Regions from separate parts of the Homo sapiens genome. Here region 1 is linked to region 2. Evidence: read pairs that join two places in POLR2A ChIA-PET (ENCODE). Cell type or tissue: GM12878. All regions are shown on one strand. Each heading gives the region's core, and the rest is flanking DNA. Links, peaks and the distances in the headings are about the cores only. Region 1 has its middle 24 kb from the start of LINC01960. Region 2 overlaps SP3 (Sp3 transcription factor).

What was found. Peaks named below come from ENCODE experiments on the same cell type or tissue, not always from the same donor. Only the 100,000 strongest peaks of a DNase experiment are listed, where the experiment ranks them.
Region 1: POLR2A ChIA-PET joins it to region 2 with 10 read pairs; 4 of 35 experiments call an interaction of 5 or more read pairs at or near these places.

Annotation. Positions count from the first base shown.
Region 1 is chr2:173,998,518-174,003,898 of GRCh38, forward strand. No RefSeq gene overlaps it. Among named protein-coding and RNA genes, the nearest start is that of LINC01960, 24 kb to the right of the region's middle. In GM12878, for the core only: no CTCF peak of the experiment used is centred there; no DNase peak of the experiment used is centred there.
Region 2 is chr2:173,937,287-173,942,667 of GRCh38, forward strand. The region is part of intron 4 of SP3 (Sp3 transcription factor); the gene reads right to left. Among named protein-coding and RNA genes, the nearest start is that of SP3, 25 kb to the right of the region's middle. RefSeq lists an enhancer at 2,787-2,926. In GM12878, for the core only: no CTCF peak of the experiment used is centred there; DNase peaks (open chromatin) are centred at 2,745, 3,133 and 3,335; H3K4me3 peaks cover 502 bases; H3K27ac peaks cover 2,552 bases.

The sequences.
Region 1 (5,381 bases), core at 60-5,059, 61 kb after region 2:
AGTCGGAAGGAACACTGGTTTCCTGCTGGATTGAGGAGCTGGAGGCTCCCTTCCCCGCTGCAATGGATCCCCTTAGCTGCAAGTGTGTGAGGAAGTCAGAGGAATCCCCGGAAGCCCTGCTTAGAGGCAGCTTCAGAAGGGAAACTCGTGAAGGGCCCAGGCTTCTGTCATTTGTGCACCATATGCACAACCCTTCTCGTTTATTATTCACTCAGCAAATATTGATTAAGTACCTACAATGTTTAGAACCTTATGGGAAAAACAAAGTCAGTAAGACATGCCCTTATGCCTACTTTATTTCCTGGTATAATAGATAAGAAATGTACATCAATAGCTATAATTGAAATAGATTATAGCTATAATTGAAATATAGCTGTAATTGAAATAGCTATAATAGAATGTTGTTTTTTTTTTTGAAGACAGGTCCAGGAAAATGGGTATGGCAGTTGAAAAAAAAAAAAAAAAAAGAAGGATTCTTTCTGGTTGTAGATCATAGAAGGCTTCCTGGAGGGCTCGTTTCAGCTGTGGCTCTTCAAGGGTGGGGAGGATTTGGTGAGGAGGAGCTAAAATGGACAAGCAGTCCAGGCTGTGGGAAGAAGATGAGCCGCATGCACAGGTAGGAAGTGATAGGGCAGATAAAGGTGATAGCAGCAGTCCAGCCCGGCTAGACTGAAGAGCACACTGGTGGCACCTGCACGGGTGTCAGCACTGAGTAGGTATAGCAGACAGGTTAGAGTGGGGTCCACCGACCACAAGCTCCCCAGCAGCACTCCTGGGCAGCACTCTCATTTCCGCAACTAGCCAGGCACCCTTCTCCCTGGTTCTGACCAGGCTAGAGAACAAACAGGCACTTGCCAAGCAGTGTAAGGGATTACATGCCCTTTCTGGGCTCTGAGGGGCCTGGGAAGAGTTGGCAATTGAAGGCCGTGCCCAGAATCACTGCCTGGGAACAGCAGGCATTCTCCCAGGCTGCTTGGAGGCAGCCCAGTGCTGGGTCTGGCTCTAGTCCAATCCGGCTCCTGAGCTAGGAGGGAGTATGTGGCAGTGGGCGGTGGGTGCTCCCTAGTTCCTAGCACTGACTCCACTGAGCCTGTAGATGGGAAAGGGGAGGGTCAGTCAAAGGCAGATGCCGAAAAAGGGGTAAGTCGAGAACACTGGAAGAAGTCATTTGAGAAGAATGAGTGATTCTCAGACTGTTGTGGATAAAATGGAGAAAGAGATAGAAGGTTGCTTTTCCTGTCTCCTGTAGTATTTAAGGATCCCTCATGATTTAGTTCAATGAGAGAAACTAGCAACATGCTAATTGGAAAAGCCAGGGGCTCTGGAGTTCACGGATCTGGTCCAAGTCTCTTCCTTGTCAAGTGGAAAGGGCATCCTATTTACCAAGAAATGATGCAATGGCAGGGAGGGTTCACAGCTTCAAAATGAAGTCTAGGAAAATGGAAGTTAGTGAGTAATAATTTGTTGGTGCTTCTTCACCATAATGCAAGAAAGATGGTGCTCTGTTCTCCATGACGGGTAGAATCTTTGTTTGTTTGTTTTGTTTTGTTTTTTGTTTTGTGACAGGGTCTCACTCTGTCACCCAGGCTGGAGTGCTGTAGCATGATCTTGGCTCACTGCAACCTCAACCTTCTAGGCTCAAGCAATCCTCCTACCTCTGCCCCGCAAGTAACTGGGATGACAGGCGTGCACCACCACACCTGACTAATTTTTGTATGTTGCCCAGGCTGGTCTCAAATTCTTGAGCTCAAGTGATCCACCTGCCTAGGCCTCCCAGAGTGCTGGGATTACAGGTGTGCGCCACCACGCCTGGCCTGACTGGTAGAATCTTAAACAGAAATACTTGTGCCACAAATGCAGACAGGATAAGTAACTGCCCTTGTCTGAGTACCGTATTCCCTGGGAACAGCAAACTCCCTCTGTTCTTTTTCTACTCCCACCAACCCACCTTCTAATCTGCAACTCAGTTTCCTGAGTGGGCTTGCTTTAGAGCATCCTGTATCTATAAACAACCACAGTTTTCAAGCAAAGCCTTTGTCTTATTGCATTGTTTTTAAAGTTGGATTCTTAAATAATATTTTCAGAGGTCCATGAATTCTTTAGAAGAATTTTTAAATGTGGCGTTTTCATTTTAAAGATAATATAAAATTTTTAACACAAGTGTCACCACCTTTTTACAGAGTACTGCCACATAACATCAATGCCCATGCTGGATTTGCATTCATGACTGTTATGGTCAAGTGATCTAAACTAAAGTCTCCTAATGGAAGTTTGAATGCAGTGTTTCTCAAGTTGGGACATATTCAGGAATTTACGGGTTCTCACGTGTGAGAAACACTTCCTATTATAAATAATCTGACAAACTGATTTACACATCAGTCTCTTATAAGTTTGGATATGATGAATTGATCCTTTCTAGTTTAATCTCCTTGAGCACAGGGCACAGTAGTTATTGTATCTGTAAAGCTGAGGATCAGATCTGTGGTGTCCGTATCAATAAATTGCCAATCAGTGAAGCAGCCAGCCAGATTGTCTCCTCCTGAAAAGCCCTACTCTCTTCTATGTGACAGACGGATTGCAATTAGTTAATCAGACAGACTAATCTTAGATTCGAAATAGAAGACTTTTCTGACCCTGAGTAAGTCCCTTAATCTCTGTTTTCAACTTTGTAGAATACAGGCAATAAACTACTACCTATCACATGGGGATGTTGTGCTAATAATTTCAGGCTTTCTGCCATGCTGAGCTGGTCTGGCCCTGCTCCTGATACAGTGCTCTAAGGAGTTTGGCATTTGCCAAGAGACCAATTCAGTGAGATGGGAGAGGCATAAGAAAGAATGTTTTGGAAAAGTCGTCCCTGAGGTCTGAGGTCTGAGGTCTGAGGTCTAGTGCTGGTACAACTGTGAAAAGCTTCTTCAGGTGGTGCTAGAACAACAGAACATCCACATGCAAAAAAATTAATCTAGATACAGACTTTACACTCCTACCAAAAATTAACTCAATAGGGATCATAGACCTAAATGTAAAATGCAGAACTATAAAACTCCTAGAAGATAACATAGAAGAAAACCTACATGACCTCGGGTATGACAATAACTTTTTAGAAACAACACCAAAGGCATGATCCATGAAATAAATAATTGCTAAATTGGACTTCTTCAAAATTTAAAACTTCTGCTCTGTGAAAGACACTGTCGACAGAATAAGCCAGGCATAGTGGCTCATGCCTGTAATCCCAGCACTTTGGGAGGCCACGGTGAGAGGATTATTTGAGGCCAGGAGTTCAGGACCAGCCTACACAACATAGTGAGACCCCATCTCAATTACAATAATTAAAAAAAAATAAGAATGACAAAACAAGCCACAGACAAAGAGAAAATATTTGCAAAAGGCACATCTGATAAAGGATTGTTATCCAAAATATAAAAAGAATTCACAAAACCCAACAATAAGGAAACAAATGACCAAATTAAAAAATGGACCAAAGACTTTGACACCCACCAAGGAAAACATACAGATGGCAAATGAGTACACGAAAAGATGTTCCACATATGTCATCAGGGAAACGCAAATTAAAACAACAGAGATACCACTACACATCTATTTGAATGGCCAAACTCCTGAACGCTGAAAATATAAGATGCTAGCAAGGATGTGAAACAACAGGAACTCTTGTTCATTGCTGTGGGAATGCAAAATGGTACAACCACTTTGGAAGACATTTTGGCAGTTTCTTACAAAACTAAACATACTCTTACCATATGATCCAGCAATCACACTCCATGGTATCTACCCAAAAGAGTTGAAAACCTATGTCCACACAAAAACCTATGCACAGATGTTTATAGCAGCATTATTCATAATTGCCAAAACTTAGAAGCCACCAAGATGTCCTTCAGTAGGTGAATGAATAAATAAGTTGTGGTATATATCCAGACAACGGAATGTTATTCGGTACTAAAAGGAAATGAACTATTAAGCTATGAAAAGACATAGAGGAACCTTAAAAGTATATTAACAAGTGAAAGAAGCCAATTTGAAAAGGCTATATGCTGTATGATTCCAACTACATGATATTCTGGAACAGGCAAAACTTGAAGAGAGTAAAAAGATCAGTGGTTGCTAGGGTTTGGAGGGAAGAAGGAATAATAGGTGGGGACACAAAGGATCTTTAGGACAGTAAAAATACTCTGTATGACACCACTGCATAATAATATACAAAGTATATATAATTATACACTTGTCCAAACCACTAGAATGTACAACACTATAAGTGAGCCCTAATGTAAACTATGCACTTTGGATGATAGTGATGTGTCAATGTAGGTTTATCAGCTGTAACAGATACCAACCCCTCTGGTAGGGGATGTTGATAGTAAGGGAGGCTGTGCATGCGTGGAGGCAGGAGATATATGGAAAATCTGTACTTTCCTCTTCATTTTTCTATGAACCTAAAACTGCTCTTTAAAAAGTCTTAGCCAGGCACAGTGGCTCACGCCTGTAATCCCAACACTTTGGGAGACTGAGGCGGGTGGATCGCTTGAGGTGAGGAGTTCGAGATCAACCTGGCCAACATGGTGAAACCCCACCTCCACTAAAAATACAAAAATTAGCTCTGTGTGGTGACACACACCTGTAATCCCAGCTACTCAGGAGGCTGAGGCAAGAGAATCGCTTGAACCTGGGAGGCAGAGGTTGCAGTGAGCCAAGATCGTGCCACTGCACTCCCGCCTGGGCAACTAAAGTGGCCTTTGGCCTTGAATAACACCAGTGGCAGTCACGCAGATTGGCCATGGCCCTTGGGTGAACCCCAATGTTGTGCTGGTCTTCAGGGCTTCAGATGCAACTCAGCATAGTTGCAACTGTGGTGGCTACAGGAGTGCCTGTGTCACCCACCTCCAACACTGGGCAGGCCAGTACAGAGAAAGACTCCTGACTGAAGGAAAGGGAAGGTAGAGAGCAAGAGACTCTGCCTGGTAACCTGGGGAATTCTCCCAATTATCTGCCCAAGTCCATCAAGACTGTGTATGTAGGAGTAAAGTCTTTCCAAAAGTTTCTCTGGCAAACTGCATCTGAGAGACTTCTGCGACTCCGGATCAGAATAGCAGTGAGCATGCTTTTGGATGCAAGTAACAGAAAATAACCAAGGGAGCTCCTTGGTGATGTAACTGAAAGTGCAGAGGTAGATCGGGCTTCGGGTGTCGATCCAGCGGCTCACCGCTGTCCTCAGGACCAGTTTCTGCCACTCTGCCCTGCCACATGCAGCACTGGCTCCACCGTCAGGCTGGCTCTGCTTCTGGGTGTAGGATGGTGGCCAGAAACCTGCAGGCCATATGCTGTATCATTTGGGGATGCTTCTGCTCAGCATTCCAAGCCAGAAT
Region 2 (5,381 bases), core at 153-5,152:
GAACACTTCCACTGCAGTTTAGTGTGACTGGTTATCCCCTGAAATTTATCAACTACCTTCTTCATTAACACAAGAGATAATGCAGGGAAATAGCCTAAACAGTCAAAACTTCATCTTCAAGGCTTTCACAACAGAACCATAAAATCCTCTTCCACTTGTGAATCAAGTAAGTATACAAACCCTGCCCAAGCTGTTACTATGAACAAAGCTTACTAACTCAAACATCACAGGAGATGTTGGAACCAAAATTAAAGTCCAATCTTACTTTATGTTAAATTTCTTGAAAAAAAATTTTTAAATAATTCTGATGCTCACTAAAGTCCGAGAAAAAAATGTTTAAAAAGAAGTTTTAAAATATTTTTTAATCCAAATTTTCTACTCATTAAAAACATGAGGCTAAAACTCACATTCTCAAAACCTTTTTACTCTAGAAAATCTCCAATATATACCAAAGTAGGAAAGCATAACAAACTCCCATGTACCCAACACCCAAATTCCACAAACTCTGGGACAATTCTATTTCATGTATAACCCAAACTACCTCATTTTGAAACAAATCCGAGATATAACATTTCATCTGCAAATATTTCATTATGTACTGCTCAAAGATAAAGAACTTACAAAAAATCTCTCATCATGTTATTCTTAGAATAAAAATACACTAAATCTACAGTGTTAAAAAATGACTTTAGGGCAAGTCATTTAATTCTCCTAAATTCTCTCATATGCACGTAAGACTAAACCTAACGTTCCTCTTGCTTCTCTTAGTTTCTTCCCCCACAGGTTTATATGTTGGCTTCTGAAACATAATTCTTAATGTCAAGAGTTTTTAAAAAGCTACAAATTTAACACAATTACAGAATTGGTAGAGGTATGAAACACAGAATGCAACTATCACATCTGAACAAAGTTATAATCCCAGCACTTTGGGAGGCCAAGGAGGGTGGATCACCTGAGGTCAGAAGTTCAAGACCAGCCTAGTCAACATGGTGAAACCCTGTCTCTGCTAAATATACAAAAATTAGCCGGGCGTGGTGGTGGGCGCCTGTAATCCCAGCTACTCGGGAGAGGCTGAGGCAGGAGAATCACTTGAACCTAAGAGGCAGAGGTTGCAGTGAGCCGAGATAGTGCCATTGTGCTCCCGTCTGGGCAACAAGAGCGAAACTTTGCCTCAAAAAAAAAAAAAAAAAAAAAAAGCAACCAAACAGGTAAAATTTACATTACACATTTCCACACAAATCTACGTTTATTCTGTATCTATTATTGGCATCTCTTCATTTTATCCATCAAAAAAAAGAATGCAGAAAAAAAAAAGATGAGTAAGCAATGACTGCCCAATCCCAAAACAAGAAATACATGTTAGCTATAATACAAGACAAAGGACAAGTGCTATTAAACAAGCGGTAATTCAAAGGTGGCAAGAAGAAGGGAAGGCTGCGGGATAAGGCAGTATCTGGGCTAAGTCTTGAAAGATGTCAACCTGAAGGTTACTCCACTATTCCTGTTTCTAAAGTGCTGTGGGGTTCAATGTTAATATACCATTTATCACATTATACTAGAATCATGTGCATGTCTGTCTAACCCAATGATTCTTAAGGGGGAGATGAAGAACTGTCCTCCAGGGGACATCTGGCAATGTGTGAAGCCATTTTTTTTATTATCACAACTGCCTGGGGTACAGAGTGCTACCAGCATCTAGTGGGTAAGTCAGGAATGCTCCTCAACATCCTACAATGCAGAGGACAGCCCCAAAACAAAGAATCATCAGGCCCAAAATATCAACAGTGCAGAGGTTGAGAAATCATAGTCTAACTTGTTAGATTATGAGCACCTTTAGTGCAAGAATTATCATATTCATCTTTGTAATTCCAGTATCTGGCATGCACAGCAAGAGCGCTGTAAGTTATCTGTAGACTCAACAGACCTCAATTTAAAGGTAATGGAAGAGCCAGTAAAGACTTTACAGAAAGCAACATGATCTGTGTTTAGGGAAAATGACTGATACCAAAATGATGTATTGGAACAGTTTCTAGTATCTTACAAAATTTAAAATGCACATATTCTCCAACCTTGGGATTGTGCTTTCAGATGTATATGCTTCAGATATGCATACTTTAACAAAAGAAATGACACATCTGTATAAGGATATCTACTGCAGCATTTTTGAAATAAGATTAAAAATTTTTGTGACATCTGGCCAGGCACGGTGGCTCATGCCTGTAATCCCAGCACTTTGGGAGGCCGAGGCAGGTAGATCACCTGAGGTCAGGAGTTTGATAACAGCCTGGCCAACATGGTGAAACACTGTCTCTACTAAAAATACAAAAAATTAGCCAGGTGTGGTGGCATGGGCCTGTAGTCCCAGCTACTCAGGAGGCTGAGGCAGGAAGATCACTTGAGCCAGAGAGGCGGAAGTTGTAGTGAGCCAAGATTGCGCCACTGCACTCCAGCCTGAGCAACAGAGCAAGACTCCAACTCAAAAAAAAAAAAAAAAAAGTTACACTGATTTTGGGGGAGGAATTAAAAAGATTAAAAATGTAAAAATTTTTTTTAAAAATAAATTTTTGTTAATGCACCAGAAAGGAGGGGGCATGGAAAATGGAAGTTGTTTTTTAAGAGAGAGTCACCCAGGCTGGAGTGCAATGACTCAATCATAACTCACTGTAGGCTTGACCTCCTGGGTTCAATCAATCCTCCCATCTCCGCCTCTCTGAGCAGACAGGACTATGGGCACACATTACTGTGACCAGCTAATTTTTTTTTGTTTTTTGGTAGAGGCAAGGTCTTGCTTGGTTGCCCAGACTGGTTTCAACTTCCTGGCTTCAAGCAATTCTCCCAGCCTCAGCCTCCCAAAGTGCTGGGATTATGCCACCACACTCAGCCTAGATTAGATGTCTTAATAGTAGTCTAGGACAGCGGTCCCCAACCTTTTTGGCACCAGGGACCAGTTTCATGGAAGACAATTTTACTGCTGACAAGGGAGATGGTTTCAGGGTGAAACTGTTCCACTCACTCAGATCATTAGGTATTAGATTTTTCATAAGGAGCTTGCAACCTAGATCCCTCGCATGTGCAATTCACAATAGGGTTCGGGCTCCTATGAGAATCTAATGCTGCTGTTGATGTGACAGGAGGCGGAGCTCAGCCAGTCATGCTTATCGCCCACTGCTTACTTTTTGCACTGTGGCCTTGGCACCCGGGGGTGCAAGACCCCTGGTCTAGGAGACCAGTAAGAGCCAAACTAACAAACTGAGAATGGAGAGGATGAACAGATAACAAAAATATGGCAGAAACAGAACAAAAAGGACTTGGAACTTTCCACCAGGAAACAGAAGATTGAAGTTTGCATGTGTGCCCAGCAGCTAAAGGTAGCTGGAGAAAAAACACAACTGTGCTAATTATTCAAGCAGGCACCCAGTACTGCTGCAATTCTACATCTCACATTTCACTTTCCAATTCTCAGATGACCACTTCATACCTTCTTCCTTCTCAAACTTCCTAACACCTGGCCCTCTCACCCATCTTAGCTTGTTTCTTATCACAAAAGGAAATAAGGAATAATCTGACAAGAATTATCTTATCTTCCAATCAACATATCTGTATCTCTGAATGTCTATCCAATGCCCTTTCCCTGTTATAATGACCCCTACTCCTGTGTCCAACCCTTAAACCTGTGTCCTGTGTTTCACCTTGCTTGTTTTCTTAAAACATCCCTCTCTCATCCTCTTTCATACTTTCTCTCCTCTATCATTAATTTGTGGCGAGATTCTTAGAAAACCAACCTCCTCAACCAGGTCCACCTCCAGCTACCACCTATTTCAATGTTGCTCACAACACGAGTAAAAAAAAAAAAAAAAAAAAAGTCTGTAATTACTCTCACTAAATCCTCTTCACCTTTTAAATCATTCTACTCATGCTTTCCTCCCCAGCACTCTTAATGAAACCACTTGTTAAAAGTCACCAACAATCATTATCTTACTAAATCCAATATCCCGTTCTCTCTCATCTTATGTACCCTCCACAATATATGAATAGATAATGCTAGGCATGGTGGCTCATGCCTGTAATCCCAGCACTTTGGGAGGCTAAGGCAGGTGGATAACGTGAGACCAGGAGTTCGAGACCAGCCTGGTCAACGTGGCAAAACCCCATCTCTTCTAAAAATTACAAAAAATTAGCCAGACATGGCAGCACACATGTGCAGTCCCAGCTACTTGGGAAGCTGTGGTGGTAAGGTCACCTGAGCCCGGAAGGTCCAGGCCAGTGATCATGCCACTGCACTCCAGCCTGGGTGATAGTTGAGACCCTGCCTAAAAAAAAGAAAAGAAAGGGATAAGCATTCCCTCCTCCTTTCTTAAGTAATTTACACACTTGGCTTCCAGAATATACTTGGCTTTCATGGAAGCTCCTTCTGTTTCCTTTGCTAGCTCTTCCTCTACTTCTCACCCTCTATATGTTGGGAATGCCCTAGGACTCATTCCTAAGGCTTTCCCTCAATTTTGGATACTTAAGTTTCAGTTCCTGAATTTCTATTTGGTTATTTTACAAATCTGCAGTGTCATTTCTGTTACAGTCTCCAACTCTGTTAAAATTTTTTCAAGCTTGGCTTGTATTCCCTAGACCACAGTAAGTAGTTTTTAGTCTATTTCCATTGTTTCTGCTGGTTCTCATTCACGGTATCTTACCTTCTCATATGCCTGGTGGGTTACATTTGATTCTGTGCCAGACCCTGCATTTAAAAAGTCTAGAATAGTAACTTGAGGCTCAGAATATGATTTCCCAAGTTCTTCTCTATGTATATTCTTTCTCTACTAAGTTAGAAATTCTTAAACCAGCTGCACTTCAAAATCACTTTGGGATTTTTACAACACAACTTTCCTGGTTTCATGCAGAGCAATTAAACTAGAATTGGGAGGAGGATGAACACAAGTTGTTGGCACTTCTAGAAAGTTCTCTGTGAGATCCTACAATGCAGTCAAAAGTTGGGGCCGGGAGCAGTGGCTCACAAGGCCTGTAAGCCTGTAATCCCAGCACTTTGGGAGGCCGAGGCAGGTGGATCACTTGAGGTCAGAAGTTCAAGACCAGCCTGGCCAGCATGGTGAAACCCCATCTCTATGAAAAATACAAAAATTAGCCGAGCGTGGTGGCGCATGCCTGTAATCCCAGCTACTTGGGAGGCTGAGGCAGGAGAAACGCTTGAACCCAGGAGGTGGAAGTTACAGTCAGCCAAGATCATGCCACTGCACTCCAGTCTGGGTGACTGGAAAAGAAACTATGACCTGAATATTTCATCGAGTCATATCTGTATACACTAATGACACCCTAAATTCTACCTCCAGCCCAACCTGACCACTAGATTCTGATATTCCACTGTTTACTGG